2 separate regions of the Homo sapiens genome follow, and region 2 is linked to region 1. A link is a loop called in an ENCODE intact Hi-C map of the cell type or tissue named here. Cell type or tissue: heart left ventricle. All regions are shown on one strand. Each heading gives the region's core, and the rest is flanking DNA. Links, peaks and the distances in the headings are about the cores only. Region 1 has its middle 300 kb from the start of DMAC1. Region 2 has its middle 250 kb from the start of DMAC1.

Region 1 (16,773 bases), core at 3,368-11,367:
CTTCCTCACCTGCTAACGTTTTTTGTTGGCGCTCATAGGCTGAATTAGTCGCTTCATCCTGTGTCTTCTGATAGTGCCTTCCACCTCATCCATATTACATTGTATCATATGCTTATACCTCTAGCTTGTCCTATTGGAGGGTCAGGGTCTGGAGAGTATTCATTATTCTATTTCTAATGCCTGGCACATAATAGGTACTCTGTAAATGCTTTAAAAATGAGTGAGAAAATAAATATGGAATGAATTCTTATTTTAGATGCTATAAACGTACACTATGTTGTCTGGGACTCTTTATATTACAAGCGAAAGAAACACAAAGTGATTTAAGCAAAAAATAAACTTCTTGGATTATGTAACTGAAAACTCTGGGGAAGGCTAGCTTTAGGAGTGGCTTGATTCAGGGTGCAAACAATGTAGACAACAGACATCTATCAGCTCACCATCGTCTGGGGGTGGCCTTTATCCGCAGTCTGGCTCCCGCTCATAGCATTGAGGTGGCTAAAGCAATGTGAGAAGTGAGATTTTTACTCCCTCAATCTGCTAAGGCCAGAGGAAAAGAGAGGGTTTCTTTTCTTCCAGAAGGTGCAGCAAAGGTCTCATTGAGTCTGACTGGGATACGTGCTAATCTAATAATCCCTGTGGCCAAGGGGCTAGCTATGCAAATTGACTCAGGTCAATCAGGATTTACCTTTGTCAATTTCTTTCAAAACAACATTGGCAGAATGTGAGGGAAAAGGTGAAATCCACAAAAGGAAATCAAGGTACTATTGCTGCAGGAAGGGAATATGGATGCTGGCCAAGCAAACAACCTACTTTCACTCTCTGTGTCCAGTCCCACAGGCTTAATGCAAGAGAAAAAATAAATAGACAAACAAAAACCTTTCAAAGGGTTTAGCAGCCATATTCAATTTTTGTGAACTAAGTCCAAACCCTAAAGCAAAATGTACAGTCAAGTCCTTTGCTCTAGAGTTAAAAATTTCCAGAAGGGCCTCCATTTAATAAATCACACAGTTGTGTGTTTTATTGTTAAATATTACTTTTTATTACAGTAGACATCAGATGTGTCATTCTTTCCTTTGGTCTAGGTGTATTTTCTCTTGCAGTAGTTCACAATTTTATGATTTGGGAAATTGTGGTAAGGTCCATGAGTAGAGAATTACAAGTTTCCAAACACAGATCTGTGCCTTAAATTGCTGACTGAGGTTTTCATCTTTTTCTTTTTCTGCAGCAAATATTGCCAATTGGGAGGGAAAATAAATCACAGGTAACATGAAGAAATTTTTATCTTTTTAGCGGTAGTATAAAAATTCCTTCCTAGGGAAAGATTGAAGATGTCAAAAGGAAGCATTGGTAAGCGTACTCTAGGAGTACACGCAAACCCTAATGATACACAGGTCCCCAACAACCAGAAGAAGGAAACGAGTTTTAAAACATGGGTAGAAGAAAGAAGATGAGTCAAATTCAGTGCAAGAAGAGGAGACCTGAGAAAGGCGAGGAGAATTGGTCCAATGGGGATTTTATTTTTGCCTGGGAACAGAGTATACAACTAATGATGTAATATTCCTTCTCCATATATCTTTGGAAGTCTTTAGTGCAATCAGTATTGCCCCATAACACTTTGGTACAAAAAGATTTTAGGAATTCCAAGAAAAGTTGATGACTTCTTCATGGTTGATGCTGGGCAAAAAACAGAAGTTGCTATAAGGATCCTCCAATATCTAGCTTATGCATGCTATATTTTACCTCTTCTGAGATGTCAGAGATTTAAGATGCACTTTTAATTTACATATGCAGATGAAAAAAAGTTGTTGATGCAACTATGACAATGCTTTCTCATTACTTATAAATATTACATGATACCTATCAAGACCAACAGGTATGTTATACTTTACATATTATGTACAGTAATATGTATTAAACATAATACATAATATTATGTTTAATGCAAGAGGTCTTTTAGATTAACACATATGTTTTATCATTTATCACTCATATTATCTGAAAAAAAGAAAAATATAAATTGGTTTGTGAATTTCTAAGATTTCTTCACGTTTAGAGGTAGGCTCTTTTGAATTACTTTGCAACAGGCTGTCAATGATTGCGTTATCCTCCAGAATGTGGCTGGCTGTCATCAAGTATTTTGTGTCACAATGTTTCTTATGAGTGTACCACTATTGTCTCCAGGATTTTTTTCTAAACCCATTTTATGAGATTTGTTTCTGGTGCTCTCTTGATCTTACCAGAAATTGCCAATAGAAGTTACAACCAACTCTCCTATTCCTTCTTCTAATGGTCTTCAAATAATTTGTAACTAAAATGTTGAAAGCTTACAGCTGTCTTTTCTTATTCTCAAGCATAACAACCAAGCTACTACACACCAAGTTGTTGTTTAACCAAGTTTTTAGTCAATGACAACTATATGATGGCCACCTGGTCAACAGCAATTTTAAGGTGCATTTGTTGGAAAGCCTCCCAATTTAAGACATGCTAACTTGTTAAGAAATAAATGCAGTTATAAAATATCAGGGTTACAAAGGAACTTTAGGATACATTCACTGCAATCTACCATTTGCAGTTGAAATACTGGCGCCAGAGAGATTGATTTATTTCCTAAATTCATACAGATGCTTGTAGAGCATTGCGACTGCAACTCAGACTCTTTATCCGTCCTACTCTTTATCTCACATAATCTTGCTTTTATCCATAGGTTCTCATGTAAGTCAGCCATTTTTTGGTGTTTTTTTTTGTTTTAAACATGGATTATGTTCTGTGGCAGGCAATAGAGTTTGGGGACAATTCTGAATTGTTGGAGTCCATCTCTTGTTTTCTACCATAAATCTTTGTAATGGCTCTATCAATTTAGAAGTATTATATAAATACCGTTTTAATTATGGAATGTTTTGTATAAAAATTATAAAGTGTGGGCCGGGTGTGGCAGCTCATGCCTGTAATCCCAGCACTTTGGGAGGCCAAGGTGGGCGGATCACGAGGTCAGGAGGTTGAGATCATCCTGGCTAACACGGTGAAACGATGTCTCTACCAAAAAAAAAAAAACAACAAAAAAATTAGCCAGGCGTGGTGGCAGGAGCCTGTAGTCCCAGCTACTCAGGAGGCTGAGGCAGGAGAAAGGTATGAACCCAGGAGGTGGAGCTTGCATTGAGGCGAGATCGCACCACTGCACTCCAGCCTGGGCGACAGAGCAAGACTCCATCTCAAAAAAAAAATTATAAAGTGTGAAATTATCTGTATTATTGAATCTCTCTCTCTCTCTCTCTCTCTCGGGTGTGTATGAAGATAAAGACGTTAAGTATAAGTTAGGTGTTGAAAGAGAGCCCAGAGAAAAATCATCTGTAAAAGTCAATGAGAATCATTTATCTGGGCAGGGACTCTTTATGAAAAGTTAAGGGCAGACAGGACCTCCTTCCCACACAGAGTTCAACACCTGGAACTCATTGTATCAGGTTCATAGGTCAGGACCATATCCAAAAGAGGGGATAAAAACTTGGAACAAGTTTTCTCAAGGTGAACTATTTCAACTTCAGAAATGTTTATTTTACAAGCCCAGTAAAACCGTTAGGACCTGCCCAGTAAACCTTAGAAGGATTGAGCATTGAGAATATGGGACTCGTTTCTTCAGCAAGGGTAACTAAAGACATAGAGAAGTTCTTTGTTCTTTCCCTAATTGTTTTACTGTTTTCCAGATAGCTAGAAGAAAGGGAGGAAAAAAATAAAATTCATTTTATAGAAGTCACGTCTGCCTTTGAGTTACATTAATCCTTAATAACACAGGGACAAAATTATCTCTTGGTTTAAAAACAAAAACACACTTGTATCTTTAATAAAAGTTTTAGAATTCAAATTAAATTCAGTGGGCTTTCTGACTCTACCAGAGTATTTTGAAAAATCTCTCCACTGTATGAATAACTGTAACATCTTTTCATCCACTCATAACTTAATTCGTCTGCAGGTTTAAAAAGTCAATTTTTGAATCCAGAGTGCAGACCATGCCATCCTTTTCTTTGTCTATTACTAATGATGGGTTTTTACTTTGCCCGTGGAGAGAAAATACTGGCCAGGAGACAGGTGAGTTTGGTTCTTCTTGGATTCACTGTTCATTTGTTTGCTTCATTTTCTTTCAATGCCTTCAAGATGTCCCAGCTTTAGTTAGCTTTGCACAGAGCTCTGGGCTTAGAAAACAGCCTTCCCTTGGCTATACCTCCAGGTGGGTGATGAAGGCTGCTTCTGCCTTTGGATTTGGGAGACTGGGCTTAAATCTCTTCACAGACCAGTTAAGTCACTTCAAAAGAGAACTACTCTGGCAGGCTTATTCATGTTCACAATAAAGATATTTCATTTCATTAAACTCAAGACTTGACTTTCTCTCAGCAAGGTCGAGGAAAATGTTACTTGCAGCACTATTCCTTGACTTCACCAATGTCACCAATGTTTGATTTATGGCAGCTGTGCCTTTGTGAACCTCGAAAGGGCTTTGCTGAGGAATTCCTGCTTCTTCTGAAATTAAGGGGTGCAGACAAAGAGCTGGCTGACTGAGTGAGAAATGGAAACCTCTATCCATCATTCGAATAGTGACTGGGACTTCTGGGCCAAGGGAGGCTGCTTTTTTAAAAGACCAAGGAGATTTTTATAACTGTGGTCTCTTCGGCGTGTGTGTTTATATGTGCACACATGTGCATATTGTAATGGTGTCTAAGTCTGAAGCCTGAGTTTAAAAAAATATTAATAAGCTGGTTCTGAATTCTAACTCTAACTGGTCAAGAGAGAAATGAGAACAGTTGTGGGATATAGTATATTGTTCCAGGGACTTTGGATCCCAAATTGCAAGCCTATAATATACCTTTGAGGAACATGCCATTGAGGTTCCTTAGAAGTTGAGCTGTATTTTGGCCAAGGACCATGCCTGTATTTAGCATTTCCAAATTCCAGAAATAAATACATAGGTATATTTGACACGGAGTTTCTCTCTTGTTGCCCAGGTTGGAGCACAATGGCATGATCTTGGCTCACTGCAGCCTCCGCCTTCCTGGTTCAAGTGATTCTGCTGCCTCAGCCTCCCAAGTAGCTGGGATTATAGGTACCTGCCACCACGCCCAGCTAATTTTTTTTTTTTTTTTTGTATTTTTAGTAAAGATGGGGTTTTGCCATGTTGGCCAAGCTGGTCTCAAACTTGTGTCCTCAGAGTGATCCACCCAACTCGGCCTTCCAAGGTGCTGGGATTACAGATGTCAGCCACCGTGCCTGGCCCCAGAAAGATACTAATCTTTGGAAATGAGAAATTGCAATTCTTTGGCATTTTCAGGGATGCCCCACATCATAAGTTATTTAAAAAATATATCCAACATTCTTTATACTCTTTACTTATTGTTAAAAGATATGTAATGGACAGCTTAAAAAATAAGTAATATTGGCTGGGTGCGGTGGCTCATGCCTGTAATCCCAGCACTTTGGGAGGCCGAGGCAGGCAGATCATGAGGTCAGGAGTTCAAGACGAGCATGGCCAACATAGTGAAACCCCGTCTCTACTAAAAATACAAAAAATTAGCTGGGCGTGGTGGCGGGCACCTGTAATCCCAGCTACTCGGGAGGCTGAGACTGGATAATCCCTTGAACCCGGGAGGCAGAGGTTGCAGTGAGCGGAGATCGCGCCACTGAACTCCAGCCTGGGTGACAGTAGAGGCTCCGTCTCAGAAAAAAAAAAAAATAATAATATTTTAGTAGCATTTACCAAAAAATGAAGCCTATAATGAATATTTGAACACTGGAAAACACCAGCAACATCACTGAGCAGTATTCAAATAATATAATGTTTGTATCTCTCAGCAAGGTAAATAGTGTTACAGAGAATCAGGTATCAGAATTGCCGATTAAGAACTTATTTTTCTTTGAAAATTTATTTCTCTAAAAACCACTCATAGTAGTCATATAATACTCTTCATATAAACTTGTTAATCTTTATTTTAATGTGAGCATGACTCACCATTAGCAGCTAGATCGGCTGCACATACATCCCAACAACATGGTCAATAGCTACATGCAAGACCAACAGATTGGAACTTGACCTCTTCTCTCCTGTGCATTTCTCTTCTGGTTCCTACAAATGCTGACATTGGCTTTTGATATCATGTGTGAGAATTTCCTGGTTTTGTTTTCCACCTGAAGTTAGTGGGTTCCTTAGAGCCAATAATGTCTAACTTCTTTAATCCCATTACTCGTTATTGGTCTGTTCAAGTTTCCTATTTCTTCATGTTTCAATCTTGGTAGATTGGGTGTTTCCAGGAATTTGTTCATTTCTTCTAGGTTTTCTAATTTGTTGATGTATAGTTGTTTCTAGTAGTCCCTAATGATTCTTTGTATTTTTATGGTGTCAGTTTTAATGTTTCCTTTTTTGTGTCTATTTATTTGGGTCTCTTTTCTTCTTTTCTTAGTCTAGCTAAAGATTTTCTTAGTCTAGCTAAACCAACTTTTTGTTTTGTTGTTCCAATTTTTTTTCATCTCAATTGAGTTCATTTCTGCTCTGCTTTTTATTATTTCTTTCCTTGTTCTAATTTTGGGTTTGGTTTGCTCTTGCTTTCCTAGTTCCTTGAGGTGTATCATTAGGTTGTTTGTTTGGGGTGTTTATTTATTTTATGTAAGTGTTTATTGCTATAAACTTCCATCTTAGTACTGCTTGTATTTATCCCATAGGTTCTGGTATGTTGTGTTTCCATTTTTACTTGTTTTAACAAATTTTTAGATTTTCTTCCTAATTTCTTCACTGACCCATTGTTTGTTCAGAAGCACGTTGTTTAATTTTCCTCCTGTTATTAATTTCTGGTTTTATTCCATTTTAATAAAAAAGTTTGATATAATTTCTACTTTTTTGAATTTGTGAGACTTGTTTTGTGACCTAACATATGGCCTATGTGGAGAATGTTCTGTGTACTAATGAGAGAAATGTGTATTCTGCGGCAGTTGAATGAAATTTTCTGTAAATGTTTGTTAGTTCCATTTGATGTAGAGTATAGTTTAACTACAATGTTTCTTCCTTGATTTTTTTACCTGGATGATCTGTCTATTGCCAAAAGTACAGTGTTGAAGTTCTCTACTATTAATGTTTTCCATCATATTTCTCTCTTTAGACCTATTAATATTTGTTTTGTATATTCGAGTGCTCTGGTATTGGGTGCATATATATATTTATTATTGTTACATCTTATTGTGGAATTGACCCGTTTATTACTATACAGTTACCTTCTTTGTCTTTGTATAGTTCTGACTTAACATCTATTTTATCTAAGTATAGCTGCTCCTGATCTTTTCTGATGTCCATTTTTGTGGAATAACTTTTTCCATTTCTTCACTTTTAATCTATGTATGTGTTTATAGGTGAAGGCAGCATATAGTTGAGTCTTGTTTTTTAATTCAGCTACTCTATGTCTTTTAATTGAAGAATTTAGTCCATTTACATTCAATGTTATTATTGATAGGTAAGGCCTTACTATTGCCATTTTGTTTCTTGTTTACTAGTTGTTTAACTCTTCTCTTCCTTTCTTACTGCCTTCCTTTGTGGCTGAGTGATTTTCTCTAGTAGTGTGTTTTAATTCACTGCTTTTTATTTTTAGCATATCTATTAAAGGTTTTTGCTTTGTGGTTACCATGAGGCTTATAGAGCCAGTAATGTCTTCATATTAATTGTTAAACTTTAATTCTCACCGGAGGATTATGCTTTCTCCCATTTTCCCAGTCTCTAAACTAATTTTCCTTGAGGTTTCAGATTTAGAAAAGCATAAATTTCCCCTAAAATTCTGGAAAGGAGTTATTGCATGGACACACTGCCTGGGTTATACCTGATTTTTTTCACTATGCCAAGAGCAGAACTTTGTATAGTCAGCTCTTTAATGTGTGTCACATTAGGTGTTCTAAAAATCGGTGTGCTGATCAAAATCACACAAGAAAAACCATAGGGCTTGTGCAGAAAAATGGGGTTAGAAGTAAAACAATTAAGAGCTTTATCAGTGACACATAAAAAACAGAGAATAATGAATAAAAATTGTAGCACAGTTTTATACACAGTTAAACAGTAGAGACATAGACAAATAAAAAAATAAATAGGGCACTTTGTCTTGAAAATGATATGAGGTTTGCCTATGACAGTGGGCATCAGAAGGTGGATGCTTGTGAATAACTGAAAAGCTGGAAGGAGGGTCAGCTGAAATCAGATGGGAAATTGGAATACCAGATGTCGATGGGTGTGGCTCATAACAGAAGCAGTGAACTGAGGTAGCTGATTGCTATTGAGATGTGCATGTGTGCCTGTGTGTGTGTGTTTTGTGTATTCCTTTGCTGTGTTTAGCTAGGTTCAGTTTTCACATTGGAACACAGTCCTGTTTTCAAAACAAGTATTCTAGAGGAATTGATTATATGGGTAGAGTTAATCAAAGCTGCCAAACAAAAGAATGGCTTTTTCGGGTTCTTCTCCACTTTCTCCCAATCTTTGCTTTAGTCAGTTAGAGATGCATTCTCTCAGTGGAGATATTTATACTGCGGATGCCTCATTGGATTGTGTGTGTGCTGATATTATGCCCTTTATTTCTTTTTTTCCTCCTTCTTCCTCAGTCTACAATGTCAGAGATACTCCAGTGACCCAAAAGAAGGTGTACATGTAACAAAAGGAGATGACCGCCCATGGGTATAATTTGAGGAAAGCCAAACATCCTGCTTATTTAAGAATAGCAGTCCTGCTAGCCATCCACAGTAGCCTGAGTCACCACTATTGGGAAACAAGGGACTGTATTTTTTTGTTAAAAGAGATGTGTGACACTGGAATTGGGTACATCAGTACTGCCCATAACACTTTCTAGAAATATCTACCGTAGTGTATTTAGCAGTGGCAGCAGACCTTAATGACTAAGATAAGGAATGGTAAATGTTCCTCTTTTTCTGTTTTTATAGTATACTCTATATTTTATTGGCTATAAAAATAACATATATCCAAAAGGTAACATTTTAGAAGGGACAAAATAGAATCATATCCATTCCATCTGAAAATGTTTTCACACATTTCCTTCCAGTCTAGGAGTAGTAGGTTTAGGTGGTAGAAGAGAAGAAGATGGAGCTGGTTGTGTTGTAACATTCCTTGCTGGTGTCTTTACTCTAGTATTGTCTTCACTCATGAATCTAATGTAAAGGCTAAATGACAGCTTGGGACAGCTAAACACACGGCAACTTCAAAATGACTCCTCCTACTCTCTTGGCTGGTCTTCCTAGGAGAGCTTCACTGCCCATGATGACCCAAACTTTTCAACCAGGCATCGGCCTCAACTGGCTTTGAACATACTATTGTTTTAGCAACTAAACTCCTGGATTATCTTCTTGGCTCTTAAATTCTGCTTGTGCATTGTACTCAGCTAGTTGTTGAATTTCCCTCTTGGCTTTAGGGACATGGCTTATACCAGCTTCCTGGCTTGTGGATTTAGTGTATGTGTAGACTTGGTTTTGGATCATGCCTTTGACCTGGGTGAGCTATCCGGCACCACAACCACACTTATGAGCTACTTGATTGACTAGGCATGCCCAACATCCAGTCCCACTGTGAAGGGAGCAAGATTAGCTAATGGAATCCAGTTACCAGGGAGAATATGCCTGCCTTGTGTACCGTAGCAAAGGTCCCTGAGCCACCCTCCAGATGACTTACACAGCCTCGTAAGATTGTCACTACAGGGCTACTGACCTTCAGCATTCCATGAAGACTTCTTCAGCTTCTGAATTTCATCTTAGCATCTTGGCTCACAATAGGAAAATATAGGGCAAATTTTTTTATTTTGCTGTTTGGTGACTCCACCACTTTTGCAACAGTACTTTTGGTGCCCATTAACCAAATTACTTTGATTTCTTTGTGTAAATATTATGAAGACCAGAACCTTTTGAGAGACCTGAGCCACAGAACACCTCCAAAGACGGACCAAATCAACTGGGAGCTCTGCTGATTCCTCTGCCATCTCAGCAGCCTCCTAGTCCCTAGATAGTGGCTGCCACTCTTTCCCCATCATTGTGTCTTGTCTATAAGCCATGTCTAGACAAGGCTGAGATAGACAGAGCTTTGCCTACTATGTCAGAGTTTAGTTCAAATGGGAGGATGCTGGGGGTATTTTATCATCCAAACTTGGTGAAAACATTGTAGAGTGCTGTGGTAAGTAGGCCACAATGGAAATAATGGTAATGGTGTTTATGAAGTCTTGTGTTAGTTTACAGCTTTACAGAATACAAAATGCATTCACTTTGATGATTGATTTTATGACTGCCAAACCTCTGTACAGTAGGCAAAAAGGGATATGATGCTTAGAGAGGTTAGGTGATTTGCCAGAGGTTGCACAGCTCAGGGGAGGGATCGATCCAGGATTCTGAGTCAGGTCTTTCGATTCCTAGTGCAGGACACATTCTAATTTATCATCACTGTATATTGCCATAGGCTACCTAATCAGCCCTTAATGTCAGGTCAAAATCATAAACTGAGGACCAAGGCAATATTTCTTTTAAATTAAACACTCTAATACAGCACAGAGAATCCTGTGGGGTCTACATAATTATTTATAAACTGGCTTATTCTTTTGTTTTTAAAAATCTCGTTTTTTTCCTAAGACAGATTTTTAGAAGTAGAAGGAATTATAGAGATGTAGCTTCGTCAACCCATGTTGTAGATGAAAAAATTGAGGCTCAAGAAATTTGAATCATCCAGTAAATGGAAAGGCTGGTGAACTAACTCATTTTCTGAATTCCAGTCTGGCACTTTCTCTCACCTTAATCTGTCGAGGAGACAGCAACCATCATCACTGCTTCATCTTCTCCTGCCTCCTCTACTCTGTCCATGCCACAGGCTTTAGTGTCATCTTAAAGTACCCGACATCTCTCCAGGGCTGCTTCCTGGATTTATGCCCTAGACAAGCCTAGACATTTGGATGAAAGCCAAGTAGGTGGTAAGTAACATTCTCATTTTGGATGTGCCTTGGCTTCACCTGACAGCAAAGCCATGAGTTGGCAGCAAATGGAGGCATCCTGTGGAGCTGAGTAAAGCCCGGGTCTCTGCAGCAGAGAAGGGAGGGCTTGCACACTGGCCCCAGGCAGTTTCTAAGTGTGCATCATTCCATTCCTGTCTCTCTGGCCTGCTTCTTTGGACTAAAGTGGGTTATGGAGCTCTGGATTCTTTGGAACCAGAAATTATCAGAGAATGAAAGAGCATGGAGAGGCCTTGCCATCTTTATTACCTCTCTTCATCTCCTTCAGACAGTGCAGCACTTAAACTTTTAGGAAACTTCAGAATCAGCAAAGAAATAGCAATTGCCAATAGTACAATAGTTGATACCATTCATTGAGCAGGTAGGTGTATTGGCTTACTTACGTTGTCTAACTTAATTCTCCTAGAAACCTCTTCTTTTCTCAGGTGAGGCAACTAAAATTCAGCGAGGTAAGGTACTAGCTTAAGCCTTCATTCCTTGTGAACGTCCATGTTGTGAAGATTTGTGCTGAAGCTCTACCACTCCAAGTTCTGTTTTCTTGCCACTACAGAGGGTAGTGCATAGCAGCATTGAAATTGGCAGCAGTGACTTTCTAGGTGCCCCGATGCACCTAGGGTAGAGGAGTAGCTACCTGGAGTAAGGCTGGAAAATGTGGGGTGGGATACAGAGGTGCAGATTTAAAGACTGTCATTCTCCTTCAGACTGAATTATTCTTCATCAAAGATGTTAGGCCTTTCTTTTTGGTCTATCCTAGGGCTGTTTTATGCAAGCAAGGGAACTTCCTTAGGGTACTGTAGGCATGGTTTTTTTCCTCCCACAGTCTACAGGGTGAGTTGCCTTGTACAAAATATACATTTTGTAGATTCTCCCAGGAGGGTAATCGTAGTTTATAATATTTTGATGGTGTCTTTACAGTTGTCTTTTCTGCAACAGCAGTTTCCCCTTATCCCAGGACCAAGCTCTTCTCCATCTCTTGTTCTCAGTGATCATGTCCTCAATGTGAGTTGAGACAGGTTCTCCACACTAACACATGCACATGCATTCATGATGCCATAATGATGTCTCTGATTATCAAGCAATGGCATTCAAAGGGTTCAGCCAAAATGCCTGCACACAAAATGACCTGCTCTGATGGCACATGCCTCACAGCAATAGGAAGGATCTTTGACAACCTGCATTGCTTGAGCAGTGGGGTGAGGTGAAAAAGGGCACATTTACTGTATAACTTTGGGCACGTTTTTTTTAACCCATATGAATTCCAAATAAAATATGGGTAACATGTATCACTAACTTCAGAGTTGTTAAAAGGACTAAATGAGCAATGTATAGAAAGCTGGTATAAGTCAGTTTGCACATACTAGTTAACCGATAAACACAGTTCCCTTCTTATTCTCTTCTTCTCCTTGATTCTTAAGGCCCTAAAAGGACAGTAATTTTAGGAGATTCTAACACATTCAGGAAAAGTCTTGGGCTGACTAAGTAGGCATAACATAGGCTTGATGGTCCTGCAGTCCATCCTCTTCCTGCTATCCTCAAGAGATCCAGACCCATTGGGAAATCCTCTGAGCAGCCTTTGGGTTCTCACACTCCTGCCTTGAGCTGTGGCTGTTCCTCCATTGAATGTGGAGGACTTCTTTTCCACAGGGACTCACAGATGCAGGAAGGTGGAAGGCCACCAATAGCTCTGCCCCACCGTTCCCCATAGTTCCTCCCCTTCCTCCCCTTCCTCCCTGACCATCATGGGAACAGGGAAGCTAGGACTGCTAAGACTGCTTTCTTTCAGATGAGGTCAGACATCCAAGGGGGAGGAGTGGGAGGCAGAGCATCACTGATATCATCTGCAAATAATATTTATGGAGGCCCTGTAAGACCCTGATGTGAAGTAGAATTATGAGGAAGGAAAAAAGAGAAGGCCTATCTCTATGCCCCAGGAGTGCACCTTCCCAGACTGACAATGTACAGGCATGGACTTGACATAACACTCCCCCTCCCACCTTATGCTCACATTCATCTCTACTTAGTATCTGATCAGCCGCTCAGATCTGCTTTCTCATCACCTGTTCCCTTGGAAATGGGAAACACTTTAGTCTGTGGGGAAGATGGAGCACGCAGAGGGGAAGCAGTCACTCCACTTAATGTGGTGAAGTTTGGAGCAGCACTGAGGAGCATTTTAGCATTTTAGCAAATGTGTATTGAGTGCTAAGATGTGCCAGAATGTTTCTCTCATGATTTTATCTAATTCTGACAACTTTGTTAGATAGAGCATGTTTGCCTCAAGTTCTGAATTTCGAAGGTGAGATTAGGTTATGTGAAGGGAGTTGTCCAGGGTTGTACCATCTGTCAGTGTCATCCAGTGCTGGTAGCCAAACTCAGCTCTAATACTCCATTCCTCTACCCAGAACTTCATGGCTTTCACTGGAGAGGCTGCTCTGGAATCTCCAGGAAAAAGAATTGCTGCCATTTTCATTCAATTGTGTGTTTGAAATTGAACTTGCGTTCATGGGGCCTGTAGACCTCAAGGAGCCTGTTGTAATGGGGTCATCTGTTGTTTTCCTGGTGAAGATTTCTGCGTCTGGAACATCCTAATGAACATTTCTCTTTGTTACTTGGTGGGGTCCTTCTTATGTGTTTGAAATGATGGATTTTCCCCAAATAAAGAGGTGCTCATTGAAGTCAAGAACAAATACATCCACGAACTCCTCACCTTTCCTCTCAGCTGGTGACCAGCAGAGCAGGGCTGCCACTCAAAGAAGCCCTTGTGTTTCAGATGCAGATGAAAGGCCGGTGACCAGAGAGAGAAAGCACTGGAAGGGGATAAGGTCTTGTCCACAACTCCTTCCCTACCTGGTCCTCCTGTTGTGCTCCAGTGATGGAGCCCACTGCTCCAGTGAGTGTGAGAGCCTTGTGATGAAGCCGAGTTCATGACCCCCCAAATTACCACTCCCACTTCTGATTTGGGCACTGTTTATCAGAAGCTTGCTCCTGTGACCTTGAAAGACATGTGAGAAAGAATATGCATTTTTTCCTGCTTTTTTTCCCCAACTTTCACAATCTTGCTTTCCTTCTTCCATTCTGTCTTCTCTGTCAAGTCAATAGCACAGACCTTCCAACCCATGATGCTATAGCCGAATGGCAAGAAATCAAATGCAAATGCAGTCAAGTTCATTCAACAAAATAATTATTGAGTGCTTCCTATGTGCTAAGAACATAGAAGCTGAGGTAGAACTGGGAATGAAACAACTTGACTATTGTGGAGTTTTCCCTGTGGTGAGGGATATAGGTGATAAACAAATAAACATGTAAAATGTTTCATTTTGGGTTCCCCCAAAAGCAGACCTTAGGAAAAGGATTTGGCTGCAAGTAGTTTATTTAGGAGATAACCCCATGAAGCACAGTGAGGGAGTAGAGGTGTGAGCTGCAGAAAGGAGAAAATTCAATAAAGGGCACATTAATCAGGGGGTTCCTGTGGGGCAACTGGGGCTGAATGCCCCTGAGGACCTGCTGAAGGTCAGTGCAGAAAACTAGTCAGAGACTTCCTCTTGTGGGATAAAAAGCTGGGGTATTTTTTCGCAAACTTCTTTGCTTCCTAGAGTGCTAACTTCTCAGCATTTCTGGCCAGCCTTGTCCACAGACTGAATATGTTTCCATGGCCAGAGGAAATCAATAACACCATCTATCATAGAGACAAATAAAGCCATAGGCTGTAAGGAAGGTGTCTGTGGTGAACTCCAGGGAAGGCCATGGGTATGGTCAAGGAGATATAAGTAGGATGACATCAGCGGCTGCTGAATTAGGTGGAAATAAGTACTAGAAACAAGGTTAGAAAAGGCTGTTGGGTGATCGTTGGGGGAGGGACCTCCTAACATAAGGTGGTCAGGAAATGTCTTCCTGAGGAGGTGACTTCGGAGTAAAGACCTGAAAGAAGTGAGAAAATAAGCACTGCAGACACATAGGGGAAGATGACTCCAGGCTGAGGGAGCAGTGAATGTAAAGACCTTCAAGCAGAAGTGGGCTTGGATCTGTTTTGAAGGTAGATCTATTAGGATTTGCTGATAGATTGGACATGGGGTTTGGGAGAGTGGAGTCATAAATGATTCTAGGAGTGTTGGCCAGAACATCTGGTAAAATGGAGCTGGCATTTATTGAGATTATGAAGTTCTGGGAGCATATTGGGTTGGTATTAAAAGTATTATTTCAGACATGTTAAGTTTGAGATAACTTTAGACATCCAAGTGAAGATGTTGAGCCAATAGTTACACATATTTGTTTGGAGTTCAAGGTAGAGGTTAGTTCCAGAGGTGTGAATTCAGTGGTCATCAGTGTGGAGATTGTATTTAGGACCACAGTAATGAATGAGATTACCTAGGAGATGAATGCAGATACAAAGAGAAGAGTTTTGAAGTCTAAGCCTGAAAGTACATTGTTGAGGTATCTGCGAAGAATTGGTTTTAGGACCTCCTGGAGATACCAAAATCTGCAGATATTCCAGGGGAAAGTTTTGCTTCAGAAACTTTCCCTGGAGTCATTGTATGTGCGAATTGGTGCTGAGAAGATGTCTACCTTAACAGGAGATTCAAATTTTCACTTCAGATTTAGATTAAAAAATCAAACAAAAAATAAATCTAAATGTTCAGATTTTTGTAAATGAATAAATTTAAGCTAAGAAAGACTCTACATTTTAAATGACCCTGGGGAAAAGCACTGAAGCAAAATATTCCCCTGGAGTATCTGCAGATTTTAGTATCTGCAGGTAGTCCTCAAAATATCACCCAAATCCTCTCAGTGGTAAGGTTACTTCAAACGTCTCTCCACAGATTTGGTCAGTACCCATCTGGACTGAACTATGCATTGCATGTAGCCAAAGATCTGATCTGAATGGATTTCCATCATTATTAAGATGAGTTTTTCATCACAATGGCGTTAGAACAGAAAACGATTTCTTCTACTCCTGTATTTCCTTATTCCAATCCATTATATAGACTGTTGTCAGCATAATCAAATAAGATCTTGGTAAAGAATTGACAATAGTCTCCTAATTCCTATAGAAAACTCTTGCTTTCCTTCCAAAAATCTTCATTTGGCCTAACTATCCACATTATCTTCACAAAGTAAATACCTTTATTTAAATTCATCTAATTCTGTTGTGTAACAAACATGGCTCTCTTAGTCCCACTTCGTAGATTTTCTGAAACCTTCCCCCAAAATACATATTTTTTTCTTTAATATCTAAAAATTCCATGCCTCTCCGAGTTTATGAAACAGAATTTCGTCTTTGGAATCAGAGAGACCTTGGTTTGGATTCTATGTTTGCCTTAGTTTCCCCTTCTATAAAATGAAGGTAACAATGCCACTCTGACAGAGTTGCTCTACATTGATTAGCTATAGGTCCTGGAATGTGACCTGTTACTGACGTCCTCCAATTTCATTCCAGAGAGATCCCCAGATAGGATAGAGCTTAAAAAAATAAGTATCCTCCTCAGGTCCCACTTCAGTACTGTTTGATCTTATCCAGCAGATCTCTACAGTAATTATTATCTGTAGGAAAAATTTAACAGTTATATTCCATCTTATTCTGTTTATAGTAGTTTCTTATACCAATGTGTAAAATTCAAGTATTAACTTAAATACTATTCTACTGTATACAGGATATTTATTAATTTCTTCAGAAAAATTATGTGTTTTTTGAAGGCAGGGATCATCTCATATATTTTTTTCTTAGTATAGTACACATTACTAAGTACATGGTGGCTCTAGAGATTTTCAA
Region 2 (16,773 bases), core at 2,936-10,935, 53 kb after region 1:
CGCATCACGGTATCTACAAATGTGGACTGCTCCCCATTTGCTCTTGTGCCCTCACTGTCTGTTCTCTCTCCTGTATTCTGAATTATCTTTCCAAAATGCAGTTGAATATGCTTTCCTTCTGCTGATAAAGTCATCAATGATTTCTTATTGCCTCAAGGTAAAGATCCAAATCTTAAGAGCTTTGCAAGAACTGAATCAGTATGACTCTGCCTGGATTTCAGCCTCTTCTATCTCTATCTCTCTTAGTGTGTCTCTACACTTAGGCAAGGGCTACTGTGCATGCAGTTCTCACTCTCTGCCATGCCTTTCTCCCCCTCTCTCCCATGGTAGAGGTTTTCTTTTTCTTTTTCTTTTTGTCATCCAGTGTTCCACTCCTCTTCCTGGTTTTGGGAAATCCTATTATGTGACTCAAAAGGAGGGAAGCCTATCTCTTGGGCACCTGACCTAGGTTTGTACAGCTGGGAGTTTCCACTCCAGGCTTTGTATCTTGACTTAGTGACAAAAAGCCAAAGGGACAATGGGACTTAATTACTGACCTCAGCAGCCACATCATGGAGCAGGAGTGGCTATGTGCTTGGGAGCAAGTCCAGGAGAGTTTCTGCTGCCAGCTTCTCTTGATTCCTGACATTTTCTGAGTTTATTCCTCCCTCCGGTCTTCCTGTAATTTGGTGCATCACCCAGTATCTTCCTTATTCATTCCTATTTTGGTACACTTTTGCTTTATTATTCATATTTTTGACATCAACTCATGAATAACTTACTTAGGGAAGCTTTCAATGGTGCCCCTATCCAGTGTAGGTCAATTTCCCTCTCATATCACCAAGTTCTCTTCCTCCTGAACACTTATGTATCAGTTTGTAATCAAACATTAATGGAAGTGATTATTTGATTAATGTCTATCTTTCCAATTAAATTTTGAATCTTCTGAGAGCAAGACTGTGTTTATTTTTGTTCACCTTTTTTTCCACCTGTCTAGCACAGGGTCTAAAACTAATATCCAAGCACACATTTTGATTAAATAAAAGAATAATGACAGTCAATAGGAATTGGCTGGCTATAATTTTTTTAAAATGAGGAAGATATGAATATTGAGGAGAAAAGATGTATTATTTTCCTGGAGGACTGAGAAAGCACCATCTTTGTTAGGCACTGTCTTCATGCACTTGTCAATAATTTTCTGTGTTTCTTCTCTTTCTCCCTTTTGTGACCTGTCCTAATGACATAATTGATTGCCTCTCTTACACTCTGATCCTTATCACATTTTAGAAGGGCTGAAAAATTCCAGCTTCACATTTTTTGGATCTGGGTTTTCCCACTCTTTAGACACAACTTTGCTTTGCTTTCCTTCTTACCCTTAATTGAACCCTTTAAAGAACTACTGATGAAATCAATAGGCAGCCTATGCGTGGAACCAGATTCTTTTACAGAGACTTCATTAGATTGCCCTGGAGAACTGCAGTGACAAAGATACTCCTTCAGTAGAAAGAGCATTAAATGAGAGTAGCTCCTGATTGTTCCTTTTTTTTTGGGTTTCTACCAAGCCTCCCATTTCCAACTTCTGGGCTCAAACTTATTGTCCTTTCCATTTGATCCTTGCTAGGAGTTTGGTTTTCAGATGGCCTTGGGAGGTCTGAGGCCAGAGATGGATAAATGCTATAATGATAGCTGTCCATTACCACACAGCCACCAGGATGTTTGTGGGGAGGATGAGCAGGGTTGAGTTTCACAATCTGGAGGCCACTTCAAATAGCATGACCCAGCTTTCTCCCACATCAGAGCACACGGGCTTCCAATGTGTTCTCTTTGCACAGAACTCCTTGTTATCTCTGGTCCATGGGTCCAGGGCCAACTTGGAAAAGGGATCCACTGACTTCCTCTGTCAACCTCCCCACCTCTTCCCAGGGCCAAGATACCAACACCCAGAGCTAGTCCTTATGGTGGCATCAGTGAACAGGGAGATTATCCATAGGGAAAGGTAGTTTTTGCTCAAGAAGACAGCTTTCTCTTATCAGAAACCACTGGTCAAAGAGAAGGGAACAGAGGGAGTATCCGACGGGCTCCAGAGCTGTGTTAGGCAGTTTTACACAGGTTGTTACTGGATTCTCACATTATCCTTGACAAATAGGTAGAATTATGACTACTTTATAGATTAAAATATTGAGGTTCAGAAAGGGCAAGTGACCAGGCCACAATCACACAACGTTAAAGTAGCAGAGCAATGATTAAAATTGAAGATTGATTCAAAGTCTGGGCTTTTCCCATCCTTCCAAGTTGTCATGCTGAAAGGGCACTATGGAACACAGAATTCCTGTGCCTGCTAAGAACTCAGCCTGGAGGAGACTTCTGCTTGCATGCAGTGCTAATCTCTCTTATCTATGGATGCTGCTTGGCATTGGTCTGCTGGCACTGCTGCACCCCATATGTCTTGGGATGTCTATATTCAGAACATTTTTCTGGGTATCCTATTTTTGATTGGCATGGTATCTAAAGCAGACAGGATGGTGTTGTGAAAATTGAAGGGAGCTTGCTTAAGAGTTAGAAAGTCCAAGATTTAGATTCCAGTTCTGTCATTTACTAGTTGTGCGATTATGGGAAGTTGCTTTACTTCTCTAAGCTGCATCCTCAAAATGGAAATCCTATTACCTTTGTGGCAGAATTTACTTTGTAATAAAGTCACGCTTCCTTATTTTCTTTAAGTTAATTTATAATATATCAGATTCTAAGCTCCCTTTTACCTGGCGCATGAAAAAAGTTTTCCTCAGACATCATAAGGGCTTCCCCTGTTAGGGTTGCGTAAGACTTATGTGTGGAAGACATACATTTGTGGTATGTGCAAAATGGAGGATGGGATTGGAGGGTTGAGTAAGGATTCCTGTACCAGCTAGGTATTCATAAAACCACCAGTATGTTCTGTTCTGTGATAAATTGTGGCGGGGGCTGGGGGGAGAGGAGAAGAGAGAGAGAAAAACACAGAGTCAGTCCCTAAAGCTGAGGAGGCAGATAAAGTTACAATCAAGTGTGATGAATATTATTATAGGGGAAGCACATGGGGTAACTATACTAGTCTGGTGGGGAGGTGGTATCAAGAAAACTTCTTAGAGGAAATATCATTTCAGCCAAAAGCCTGATTACGTCAAAGCAAGGCAGCAGTGAGGAAGAGTGTTTCAGGCAGAGGGAACAGCATGTGCAAAAGACAAAGTATAGCCCTGTTTCAAGAACTGAAAGAGGTTCATTGAGACTGGCACAGACAGCCAGAGGGAGGGAGGCATGAGATGGAGTTGGGCAGTTGGGACCAAATAGTTTGTCTGGTGTGGTCTTGTTATCAAGGCTCACAGGCTTCCCTTGAAGGATTTACACAACAACCTTATCTAAAGGAAACATTTATAAAGCAGAAGGAAAAATGCCCCACATGAGATTAATTGTTATAATTCATGTATATATTTGTTTCTTTAAAATGTTTTTGAACACTTTGTGTCAGACACATTTCTGTAGGAATCATCTCATTTAAACATCACAGTGACTTAATGAAATAAGCACCATTATCATGCTTAATGTATAGAGCAGAAAGTTAAAGCTTAGTGAGGTCAAGTAACTTGCCCAAGATCATACTGTTCATAAATTATGAAACCCTAATTTAAATCTAGGTATTCTCATTCCAGAGCTCTCATTTTTACCTTCAAATTTTCAAATAGCTGATCACATAAGTTGCCTGTTAGCAGAAAGCAGGATCCTAGGAATGTATACAGAAGATAAACATGTTTTGATGGTGAGAGGAAGCTAGTTTTGGAGAGCTGTATTAGAGAAAAGTGAGTGCCTCTAAAAGGAGCAATTATGATACTGATATGTGTATGTGTGTGTGTGCACGCACATATATGTGCCAGGGTGAGGTGAGTGATATAGTAGGTTGAGATCCTCAACCAACATTTTTCAAACTGCTCTGCAAAGATTTCTAATCTCACATCTGTTAAGACATATTTTTATGAAAAAAAGAGGTCTGTAGTCAAGTAAGTCTAGAAGAATCTTGGAGAATAAGATTAAATTTCTTTACCGAAGAATTTCTCAGTTCGTTTAATATACTATGTAATATATGACACTTTAAGAGGGGATTAGCATTTTTCAAAGGTAATTAATACCAGCACCTATTATTATTTGCACATTTATTAAGTAATAATGCCATGGATAACACAGGTTGAGCATACTGTTCTAAACAATCTTTGTAAATTTTATGATTTCACATTAGTGAAATTGATTATAGTAGTTAGTACAGATGACCTTACATATCTTTGGGTTCCATATCCACAGATTCAACTAACAATGGATTGAAAATATAAAACAATATATATATTACATATATATATACATAAATATATATAACAATAAATATAGTATTACAACAATTTACATAGTATTTACATTGTATTAGGTATTATAAGTAATCTTGAGATGGTTTAAAGTATACAGGAGGATGTGCATAGGTTATATGCAAATACTGTACGATTTAAATCAGAGACTTGAACATCTACAGATTTTGCTATGAGGGCAGTGTGTCCTGGAACAAATCCCCTGCAGATACAGAGGGATGACCGTATAATTCTGTGAATAACTTTTGATAAACATCTTCTAGAGGGATATTTTCTTTGAGACACAGGGATATTTTTGTTGACTTGTTCATTTTAATAGGAAAGGATCTTTATTACTGCTTTAGGGCAATATTTGTGCCCTTATGCCAATCTGAGCCTAAGGGAAAAGCACTTGCTTCTCCAGATACATTTGAACGGTTGTAGATTAATCAGACCGTCACTATTTTATTACAATGTATTTGCAGAGGTGAATGAATTTGACACAGGAAGGCTCCAAATTAGACTTTAAATCCAGGATCCAGAACCTCTTGTCCCACAACATAAAGTCTTTTGTGTCAGAAAGGCTTATCCAGGTTGTAAAGTTGAACAGAATGAGGAGTGGAGTGAAAATCTGGCTTTTCGAATTAGCAACAGCACAGAATGGAAATACAAACAGAACAAGAGGGGAAGGAGAATTTACTGAATTGTAATTTCCTTTTAAAATGTGTTCGGAGGGGCCTTCACTTTTACCACAATGTTCATCCATTAAGCTTTCTCTTTTTAGCAGTAAGCATTGATTTGTGAAAAGAATGGCTCCTGCTGGAAGATGAGAAATTCGTTTAAAAAAGAAAACTCTATGTCTTCTAGTTTATGGTTTCTTTTTTAAAAAAATCAAAAAGAAGAAATTGCCAACTTAATTTTGCGTGTTTTCACTGGGATTTGTTTTTCAAATTCTTGGACTGTTTCCATTGATAGAAACAATTTCGATGCATATGGTTTGGCAGGGAAATAAGATTTTTTTGATCCCCAATAATTGTTTTCTTTAATGTTTCAAATTCAAAAACAAAACAAAACAAAAATTCCAAAAGATAAAAACTTGCTAAAGTTTGAATGTTTAACTCTTCTAAATTCATCCTTAAGAATCATGCCAATGATACGGAAACAACCTTCATATGATTTTCAAATGGATCAGAAGGAAGAACCTTCACCAAGTGGAGTAGAGTGCACCTGGTTCCATTTTTTGAGATAGGGGCACAGGTACATCTGTAGATACTTGTTCCCAGTGACTCAGGGTGGCTGTGGTAGGAAGGAGGAAATGCCTTAAAAGACACATAGTTCTTGTAAAATACAGGTAAAGAGAGCTACTCAGTCCACCTTGCCTCAATCAAACAGTAATCTTGTGACATAAGTGTTTCCATAATCTCCATTTTATAGGTGAGAAAACAGAGGCTCAGAGAGTTAAACTGACTTGTCCAAGTTCACAGATTGGGCAATAGAACTAACACTTAAATCGAACTGTATTAGGGTTCTCCAGAGAAACAGGACCAATAGAAAGTATATGTATAGAAAGAGATTTAGTACAAGAAATTGGCGAGGTGGCTGGCACGATCCATGGAGAGGAAGGAAGAGCAGTGTGGTGTGACAGCCCACCTGAGAGCCACACAGGGCAGGGAAGCCCCCACTCCCCAGCCAAGGGAGGCGGTGAGTGAATGTGCTACCCAGCCTGGGAAACGGTGCTTTTTCCATGGAACTGTGCAACCCATGAATCAGAAGATCCCACTCACGAACCCACATCACCAGGGCCTAGGGTTTCAACCCTGGAGCTGAGCAGATTCTCAACAGCCTCTCAGCTTCCTGCTTAAGCCTGCTGAGCTCCTGGGGGGAGGGGTGACCAGCACCACAGCTGTGGCTGCCTGCTGTCTAAGCCTTTTGAGCTCCTTGAGGGAGGGACAGCAGCCAGCTCTGGGACTCTTAACTGCCTAACACAGCTCCCTGGCTGGGGGAAGGGTGGCATCCATCTCCATAGCTCCAGGCTGTGCTTTTCCCCTGCTGGAGCCAGGGAGGCTGGACGTCTTGGCCCCTAGAGGTGTCCCCCACCATTCAAACACACGGGCTGTGGCAGACTGCAGGCAGAACATCTCTTCAGGCCTGACCCTGATCCATCCTTTCTCACTGGGTGGGGTTTCCCTGCAGGAACTCCAACAACTTCAGCCAGAGACTCAGGGACCCAACCCAGATCTTCCTGAGCCTGAGCCCCTAGTGAGAGGGGTGGCCGCAGTCTCTGCGGACCAGCAGACTTACCCTTTCTTCCTGGTAGTTCTGAGGAATCCAGGCAGCCCAGATGAGTGGGTTTCCCCCCAGCAAAGCACACCCCCTCCACCAAGGTGTCATCAAAGTGCTTTGTTAAATGGGTCCTCTTTTCTGTGCCACCCAACTGGGTGAGACCCTCCAACGGGGGTTGTGAGACACCCTATACAGGAGCGATCCTACTGGCATCAGTTTGGTGCCCCTCAAATTCAGAGATCCCAAAAGAAGAAGCAGGCACCCATCTTTCTTGTTCTCCAGCCTCCTGAAGTGACATCTCCAGGCACAGGAGGGAACCCCCTGCAAACCATGGCAGCCTTACAGAAGAGGGACCTGACGCATTGAAAGAAAAACAAAGTGACAACAATAGCATCAACAATAAAAAAAGTCCCCACAAAACTCCATCCAAGGGTCAGCAGCTTCAATGATTGAAATGAGACAAACTCAAGATGAGAACGAGTCAATGAAAAAACGCTGAAAACCCAAAAGGCCAGAGTGCCTCTTCCCCTCCAAATGATTGCAAAGCCTCTCCAGCAAGGACACAGAACTGGATGGAGGATGAGATGAATGAATTGACAGAAGTAGGCTTCAGAAGGTGGGTAATAAAATACTCTCCTGAGCTAAAGGAGCATGTTCTAACCCAATGCAAAGAACCTAAGACCTTGATAAAGGTTAGAGGAGCTGCTAACTAGAATAACCAGTTTGGAGAGGAACATAAATGACCTGATGGAGCTGAAAAACACAGCACGAGAACTTTGTGAAGTATACACAAGTATCAATAGCCAAATCCACCAAGCAGAAGAAAGGATATCAGAGTTTGAAGACTACCTTGCTGAATTAAGGCATGCAGACAAGATTAGAGGAAAAAGAATAAAAGAAATGAACAAAGCCTCCAAGAAATACGGGACTTCATAAAAAGACCGAACCTGTAATTGACTGGAGTACCTGAAGGAGATGAGGAGAATGAAAAGAAGCTGGAAAACGCACTTCAGGAGAACTTCCTCAACCTAGCAAGACAGGCCAACATTCAAATTCGGGAAATACAGAAAACACTGCTAAGATACTTCACGAGAGGATCAACCACAAGACACATAATCATCAGATTCTCCAAGGTCGAAATGAAGGAAAAAATGTTAAGGGCAGTCAGAAAGAAAGGCCAAGTCACCTACAATGGGAAGCCCATCAGACGAACAGTGGACCTCTCAGCAGAAAGCGAAAAACAAAAACAAAAACAAAACAAAACAAAAAAAACAGGGTTGCAATCCTAGTCTCTGACAAAATGGAATTTAAATGAACAAAGATCAAAAAAGACAAAGAAGGGCTTACGTAATGGTAAAGGGATCAATTCAACAAGAACTAACTATCCTAAATGTATACGCACCCAGTATAGGAGCACGCGGATTCATAAAACAAGTTCTTAGAGACATACACAGAGACTTAGACTCCCACACAGTAATAGTGGGAGACTTTAACACCCCAATGTCAATATTAGATCAATGAGACAAAAAATTAACAAGGATATTCAGGACTTGAACTCAGCTTTGGATCAGGTAGACTTGGTAGACAGCTACAGAACTCTCTACCCCAAATCACCAAAATATACATTCTTCTCAGTGCCACATGGCACTTATTCTAAAATCGACCACATAATTGGATTTAAAACACTCCTCAGCAGATGCAAAAAACTGAAATCATGACAGTCTCTCAGACCACAGTGCAATCAAATTAGAACTCAGGATTAAGAAACTAACTCAAACCACACAATTACATGGAAATTGAACAACTTGCTCCTGAATGATTCCATGGTAAATAATGAAATTAAGGCAGAAATCAGTAAGTTATTTGAAACCAATGAGAACAAAGAGACAATGTACCAGAATCTCTGGGACAGAGCTAAAGCAGTGTTAAGAGGGAAATTTACAGCACTAAAATACCCACATCAGAAACTAGAGAGATCTTAAACTGACACCCTAACATCACAATTAAAAGAGCTAGAAAGGCAAGAGCAAACTAATGCAAAAGCTGGCAGAAGATTAGAAATAACTCAGATAAGAACAGAATTGAAGGAGATAGAGACACAAAAAACTCTCCAAAAAAATCAATGAATCCAAGAGCCAGTTTATTGAAAAAAATTAACGAAACGGACCACCAGCTAGACTAATAAAAGAATCAAATAGAAACAATAAAAAATGATAAAGGGGATATCACAACTGACCCCACAGAAATACAAACTATCATCAGAGAACACTATAAATACTTCTATGCAAATAAACTAGAAAATCTAGAAGAAATGAATAAATTCCTGGACGCACACACCCTCCCAAGACTAAATCAGGAAGAAGTCGAATCCCTGAAGAGACCAACAACAAGTTCTGAAATTGAGGCAGTAATTAATAGCCTACCAACCAAAAAAAGCCCAGGACCAGACAGATTCACAGCCAAATTCTACCAGAAATACAAAGAGGAGCTAGTACCATTCCTCCTGAAACTATTCAAAACAATTGAAAATGAGGGACTCCTTTCTAACTCATTTTATGAAACCATCATCATCCTGATACCAAAAATGGGCACAGACAAAAAAAAAAATTTTGGGGCCAATATCCCTGATGGACATTGATGTGAAAATCCTCAATAAAATACTGGCAAACCAAATCCAGCAGCACATCGAAAAACTTATCTCCCATGATCAAGTCAGCTTCATTCCTGGATGCAAGGCTGGTTCAACATAGCAAATCAGTAAACGTAATACATCATATAAACAGAACCGAAGACAAAAACCACATGATTATCTCAATAGATGCCGTAAAGGCCTTTGATAAAATTCAAAATCTTTTCATGTTAAAAACTCTCAGTAAACTAGGTATTGATGGAACATATCTCAAAATAACAAGAGCTATTTATGACAAACCCACAATGGGCAAAAGCTGGAAGCATTCCCTTTGAAAACCAGTACAAGACAAGGATGCCCTCTTTCACCACTCCTATTCAACATAGTGGTTCAACCTGGAGGTTCTGGCCAGGACAATTAGGCAAGAGAAAGAAAAAAAGGTATTCAAATGGGAAGAGAGGAAGTCAAATTATCTCTATTTGCAGATGACATGACTTTGTATTTAGAAAACCCCAACATCTCAGCCCCAAAACTTCTTAAGCTGATAAGCAACTTCAGCAAAGTTTCAGGATACAGAATCAATGTGCAAAAATCACAAGCATTCCTTTACACGGACAACAGACAAGCAGAGAGCCAAATCATGAATAAACTCCCATTCACAATTGCTACAAAGAATAAAATACCTAGGAATACAGTTATCAAGGGAAGTGGAGGACCTCTTCAAGAAGGACTACAAACCACTGCTCAAGGAAATAAGATAGAACACAAACAAATGGAAAAAAATTGCATCCTCATGGATAGGAAGAATCAATATCGTGAAAATGGCCATATTGCCCAAAATAGTGTAAAGATTCGCTGCTACTCCCATCAAACTACCACTGACATTCTTCACAGAATTAGCAAAAACTACTTTAAATTTCATATGGAATCACAGAAGACACTGTATAGCCAAGACAATTTTAAGCAAAAGACAAAACAAACAAAAAACAAAGCTGGGGGCATCACTCTCTCTGACTTCAAACTATGCTACAAGGCTACAGCAAGCAAAGCAGCATGCCCAGCATGATACTGGTACCAAAAAAGACATATAGACCAATGGAACAGGACAGAGACCTCAGAAACAACGCCACACATCTACAACCATCTGATCTTCAGCAAACCTGACAACAATGAGCAATGGGGAAAGGATCTCCTATTTAATAAATGGTGCTGGGAAAACTGGCTAGCCATATGCACAAAACTGAAATTGGACCCCTTCCTTATACCTTATACAAATATTATTAACTCAAGATGGATTAAAGACTTAAATGTAAAACCCCAAACCATAAAAACCCTAGAAGAAAACCTAGACAATACAATTCAGGACATAGGCATGGGCAAAGATTTCATGACAAAACCACCAAAAGCAATTGCAACAAACGCAAAAGTTGATAAATGGGATCTAACTAAACTAAAGAGCTTCTGTACAGCAAAAGATACTATCATTAGAATGAACAGGCAACCTACAGAATGAGAAAATTTTGCAATCTACCCATCTGACAAAGGTCTAATATCCAGAGTCTACAAGGGACTTAAATTTACAAGAGAAAAACAACCCGGCCAAAAAACGTGAAAAAAAGCTCAATATAATGGATTATTAGAGAAATGCAGAGAAAAACCACAATAAGATACCATGTCACGCCAGTCAGAATGGCAATTTTTAAAAAGTCAAGAAACTAATAGATGTTGGCAAGGCTGTGGAGAAATAGGAACGCTTTTACCCCATTGGTGGGAATGTAAACTAGTTCAACGATTGTGAAAAACAGTATGGCGATTCCTCAAAGATCTAGAACCAGAAATACCATTTGACCCAGCAATTCCATTACTGGGTACATACCCAAAGGAATATAAATCTTTATAAAGACACATGCACATGTATGTCTATGGCAGCACTATTTACAATAGCAAAGACATGGAACCAATCCAAATGCCCATTAATGATAGACTGGATAAAGAAAATGTGGTACATATACACCGTGAAATACTATGCAGCCATAAAAAGGAATGAGATCATGTTTTTTGCAGGGACATGGATGAAGCTGGAAGCCATCGTCCTCAGCAAAGTAACACAGGAACAGAAAATCAAACACTGAATGTTCTCACTCATAAGTGGGATATGAACAATGAGAACATATGGACACAGGGAGGGGAACAACACACACCCAGGCATGTTAGAGGGTGGAGGGACAAGGGGAAAGAACTTAGAGGATGGGTTAATAGGTGCAGCAAACCACAAAGGTACACGTATGCCTTTGTAAAAAATCTACATGTTCTGCACATGTATCCCGGAACTTAAAAACAAAAAACAAACAAAAAAGAAATTGGGTCACATTGTTGTAGAGACTGACAAGGGTCAGGATTTGCAATTGGCAAGCTGAAGACCCAGGAGGGCCAATGTTTAGTTCTTGTCTGAATCCAAAGGCCTAAGAACCAGGAGAGCTGATGATGTAAGTTCCAGCAGGCTTGAGATCCAGGAAAAGCCCATGTTTTAGTCCAAGTTCTAAAGTCCAGAAAAAACCAATGTCCTAGCACAATAGCCAGGCAGTGGGAATTTCCTCTGACAAAACCGTTTTGTTCTCTTTTGGTCTTTAGTTGATTGGATGAGGCCCATTCACATTAGAAAGAGCAATCTGCTTTATTGAGTCTACTGATTCATAAGGTAATCTCATTCAGAAACATCCTGACAGACAAACCCACAATTCTGTTTGGCTAAATATCTGGGTATCCTACGGCTCAGCTAAGTTGATACATAAAATTAACCACCACACAGGTCTTCTGAGTCTAAATTCCAGGTTCTGTTGGTTTAATTACAATATTAAATCCCCTTTCTGAATCCATTTTTGAAGCTGCTCTTGTCCATGCTCTTGTTATGTACATATTTCTTCAACAGTTTTACCTATCGTAGTTCATGATGTTTGTATGCATGACTCTGTCGATCAAGTCTTTCTCTTCACAAAGTTTTATGTTCATATTGATCCTTTACAGATAAATAAAACTAAAGGGCTTGCTTCCCCTGGCCACCCCCCACCCCCGCCCCCCGCCCCGAGTCTTGCTCTGTCACCTAGGCTGGAGTGCAGTGGCGCAATTTCGGCTCACTGCAACCTCCACCTCCCAGGTTCAAGTGATTCTCTTGCCACAGCCTCCTGAGTAGCTGGGATTACAGTTGCACATCACCACGCCTGGCTAATTTTTTTTTGTATTTTTAGTAGAGATGGGGTTTCACCATATTGACCAGGCTGGTCTTGAACTCCTGACCTTGGGTGATCCACCCGCCTTGGCCTCCCAAAGTACTGGGATTACAGGCTTGAGCCACAGAGCCCGGCCAGACTTAAGGACTTTTTGTTTGGTTGTTTTGGTCTTTTTTTACCCGCCGCCCCTCAATGGGACACTTGGCCATGTTTGCAAAACATTTTTGGCTGTAAAAACTGAAGTGGGAGGGTACTTCTGGCATGTAGTGGGAAGAGGGTAAGGATGTGGCTAAACATCTTGCAATGCATAGAATTGCTTCCCACAGCAAAGAATTAGATAACCTCCAATGTCAATTATGTCAAGGTTCAGAAACTCTGCTCTAGTGTAAGTGTCCTTAGGGTTCACTGTGGCTTTTGGGACATCTGTACATACCATGAAAACATATGCAAACTTATATATATTTAGCATGTACTTTTTTTTTTTCTGTGGAGAGTCATGGCTTTCTTCAGATTATGACAGCTTCATGCCTTCCACGGTAGGTGTGGTATCTTGATACCTAATATCAAGCTTCTTCTCTTGTCCCTTCCTGCACTGTAGAAACTTGATGGTTAGAAACTATCTGTATAGTTATTGTAATGGATATAAATTTAGTTCTCCCAAGTATATGCTTTAGGTTTATAAAGCTGAAGTGAGGCACGGACCATATTTCTGCTGTTTTGGTTGTTTTCTGCCGGTATAACATTGGATTTTCAATATTACCTTTCCAGGGACCACTCAAGAGCATCATGGGTGGTAAGAGGCAGTATGGTGGCAGTGGCAATGAAGGCCTTGGTATTGTAATATTAGATCACCATTGCAAGAGTATGTTCATGAAGACCACAGTTCCAGAAGCAGCCTTCTTATTCCCTACCTTCCTGTTAGAGGTGGGGATAACAGCTCCCTTGATGAATCATTGAATAGTTTTCTAGGAGTCATTTCTGGAGGCTCAGCCTAGAACCTGTTCCTCCAAACTCTCTAAAATTTTGAAAGGACCTAGTTCCCCATATTGAATCTCATTCACTTAAAATACTAAATCAGGTGTCTGTTTCTCATAACTGGATCTTGCCGATGCACTTCTGAAAAGTTGAGAATTGCTAATTTGCTGGACTGCTGGCCTAATGGGGTTGCTGATTCTTTTTTCATCTATCTAGATGGCAAGTTTTCCTGGCTTTCTAAGTCAGAGAGCTGTTCAGAAATGTTTGACCTGGAATATTACAGTAAGCTTGTCATTGTAGAGAATTAGAAAACACCCAGTGCAAAACAGACATTACTTATATAGAACTGTTTACTGGATATGCAAGAAATATTAAAAGGTTAACAGTGAAAAGGGCCTTAGAGACTGTCTAGTCAATTTGTTTTGCAACAGTAGAAATTCATGGAACATTTCGGGTTATCACAATCACTGGGGAGTGCTAGTGGCATTTAGTGTCCAGAGGACATGGGTACTAAATACCCTGCCATGTGCTGGACAGACTTACATCATAAACAACTGTTCCTTGCCTGCCAATGTCCATAGCACTCACATTGAAAAATGTCAGCCCAATCTCCTAATCTCCTTGTTTTCCCAAAGAAGCAAGTTGAGCACAGAACAATGAAACAATTTCCCTAAGGTCATAAAACGCGTAGAGCTAAGACCGAAACCCAAATTCTCTGACTCCCAGGGCAGAGGTTTGCACTCACCACAGTAGGAGAGGCTGTCCGATGTCACCAAGTCACCTAGGGAGATAAGAGATAAGCCCAGAAATCAAATTAAGAAGAGTTGCTGGGAGCAGGTTGGATAGTCAGTCAATGTGTGGACTATTTTGTTGTTTTGTACATGGGTAGAGTCAGTTTTGATAGCTCAGTGCCTATGCCATACGAATTATTAAATATTTTATATATTACCTTGAATTAGATAATCTTGTTGAGAAAAGTAAACAGAGAGACACTGGCTTGGCATTTGACTTTGTTTCCAACATAGTTACTCCATCTTGAGATGTTTATTCCTCAATGCACACAGGATATTTTAAATTATTCCTCCTCACTGTGTTTAAATTGCCAAACAGCAATCCGCTAGCTACCACATCCCAAAAGGAGACCTCACTTCCAGACTTTTGTAACTCTGCTATGATATGTTCCTTTCTGAGGTGTTAATAGATTAAACTGGAAAGTTTTGCAAATGTTTCTGAGGCTCTTGAACTGTCCCCATTCTCCTGGTGCAGAACTAATTGTGCAAGGATCAGTGATTAGTTCTTACTTTGGAAAAGAATATTTCTTGGCTGAGCAGAAAGCAGACTTAATGAGTAAGTTGCTTCTTTCCAGTGTAACATTCAGTCATAATCACCTTTCTCTAATAATTACATTTCTGACTTTTTTTTGAATTTCATTCTAATCTTGCTATTTACTCATATGAGAAAGAATTAGGATGGAAATTAGAACATATTAAATTAAATGTTGACTTGCCCATGTACCTATGGCCCATAGTCCTCTATACCTCCTGTAACAATGTACTGTTTCTTAGCAAGGACAATGTCTTACTACTATTGCAGCTGCACAAAGTAGGCATTCATTCACTTGTTCATACTGTTGACAAATATTTATTGAGCATTTATAATGTGTCAGACACTGTGAAGTACAAGGGATTTATCTAAGGTAATTTTTACAAGGATATATTCCCCAGCCAAAGTGTCAGTCTATTCAGGGGCATTGTAATTTTATTCCTGGTATTTAACAATGGCCCATTTGTCTTTATTCCACTCCCCATTTTGTACAATAGGTTCGAGGTAAAGCTGTTGATAATCACCTAGAACAGAGGAGTCTCTAAAGCGGTAAATAAAACCAGATGGTCCTAGCCTACAGGGAGCTTATATTCTGGTACTATAACAATGTATACTTTAGTATTAGAGGGGCTGGCAGAAAAGAAAATAAAGAGTTCAGCACAATGTCTGACTCAAGTGAGCACACAATAATTTATATTGATCTTAGTTATTAGGTGAGTTTTTGGCAGCTATTTTCCAGTTGACTGTCCATCTCATGCCAGTCTCCTTTTACTCCAGAACCCTGCCATTTTCACCCCCAGATTCCTGTACAAAATGGGAAATAGAATAAAGAAATCTAGGCCATTGTAAAATACCAAGAATAAACTGACAGACACCTTGGCTGGAAACGTTGCCTTAGATAAATTAGCTAAAATTTCTGTGTTTGTTTCTCCAATCAGGAAATGGAAATCATAACGCATGTCACCTCTTCCTCCTCCTGGAGCTGGGAGGATTAATGCGGGGGCTAGATTAAAGTTTATTATGCATGTAGGATGTAGACTTTCTCAGTGGATGACACACTATGATGATAGGCTGCTGTCCCCAACAATAACACCACAGAAGCCGAACAACAGATAAAATGATGCTGACTTTATGCTCTACTCGAAATTTGATAGGAGGGAAAGTGGGAAGAGTTCATGTACATTAAATGGAAAAAAGAAAATTAACTGAAAAAGACTGAGGACCACCCAAGAATTAGAATTAATAAGAAAAATAATGGGGTACATAGAAGGCACTTGAAAAGTAAAGGATAACGTAGGCAATTTTGTAGAGTATAGTGTAATCATGGCAGCAGAAATTTACTCTACAATGGGAGAGAGATGGCATTGTTTGAGAAAGTCAGGGCTGGGCCTGGACTAGCAACAACTTAATGAGTTGGGACATCAGTCAGTCTTTCTGGGTTTCATTTTTCTCATGTCAGTACTAACACCTGTCCTGGTCCACAGAAATTTTCTTGAAGACTTCTGAGAACAAAAAATAGGTAACAAACATGAAGAGCCTTAATACCAGCTGATTTGTGTCTCTCCTTCCAAAATTCATATATTAAAGTTCTAACCCCTAGTACTTCAGAATGTGACTTTATTTGACATGGAGTTTTTAAGGAGTAATTCTGCTTAAATGAGGTCATTATGGTGGATTCAATATGACTGGTGCCCTTATAAAAGAAAATTAGGATACAGACACACTCAGAGGGATGACCATGTGAAGACCCAAGGAAGAGGCCATCTACAAGCCAAGGGGATCGGCCTCAGAGGAACCACCCCAGCTGACACCTTGATCTTGGACTTGCAGCCTCCAGAATTGTGAGAAAATAAGCTGCTGTTATTTAAGTTGCCCAGCTTGGCACTTTGTTATGGTAGCCCTAGCAAACAAATTGCATTTGACAAGATAAAGGCACTATCCACTTCTTGTAGCTTTCCATGTAGCATTGAACACGTAGTAAATACTCAATAACTTG

What was found. A loop is a pair of places that touch in the nucleus more often than their neighbours do. Peaks named below come from ENCODE experiments on the same cell type or tissue, not always from the same donor. Only the 100,000 strongest peaks of a DNase experiment are listed, where the experiment ranks them.
Region 2: a loop joins it to region 1, with 6 times the contacts of the local background. A loop is called at or near these places in 2 of 110 quality-filtered maps.

What each region holds. Positions count from the first base shown.
Region 1 is chr9:7,489,717-7,506,489 of GRCh38, forward strand. No RefSeq gene overlaps it. Among named protein-coding and RNA genes, the nearest start is that of DMAC1, 300 kb to the right of the region's middle. In heart left ventricle, for the core only: no CTCF peak of the experiment used is centred there; no DNase peak of the experiment used is centred there.
Region 2 is chr9:7,543,158-7,559,930 of GRCh38, forward strand. It overlaps the pseudogene PPIAP33. Among named protein-coding and RNA genes, the nearest start is that of DMAC1, 250 kb to the right of the region's middle. RefSeq lists an enhancer at 5,799-6,394. In heart left ventricle, for the core only: no CTCF peak of the experiment used is centred there; a DNase peak (open chromatin) is centred at 6,254; H3K27me3 peaks cover 455 bases.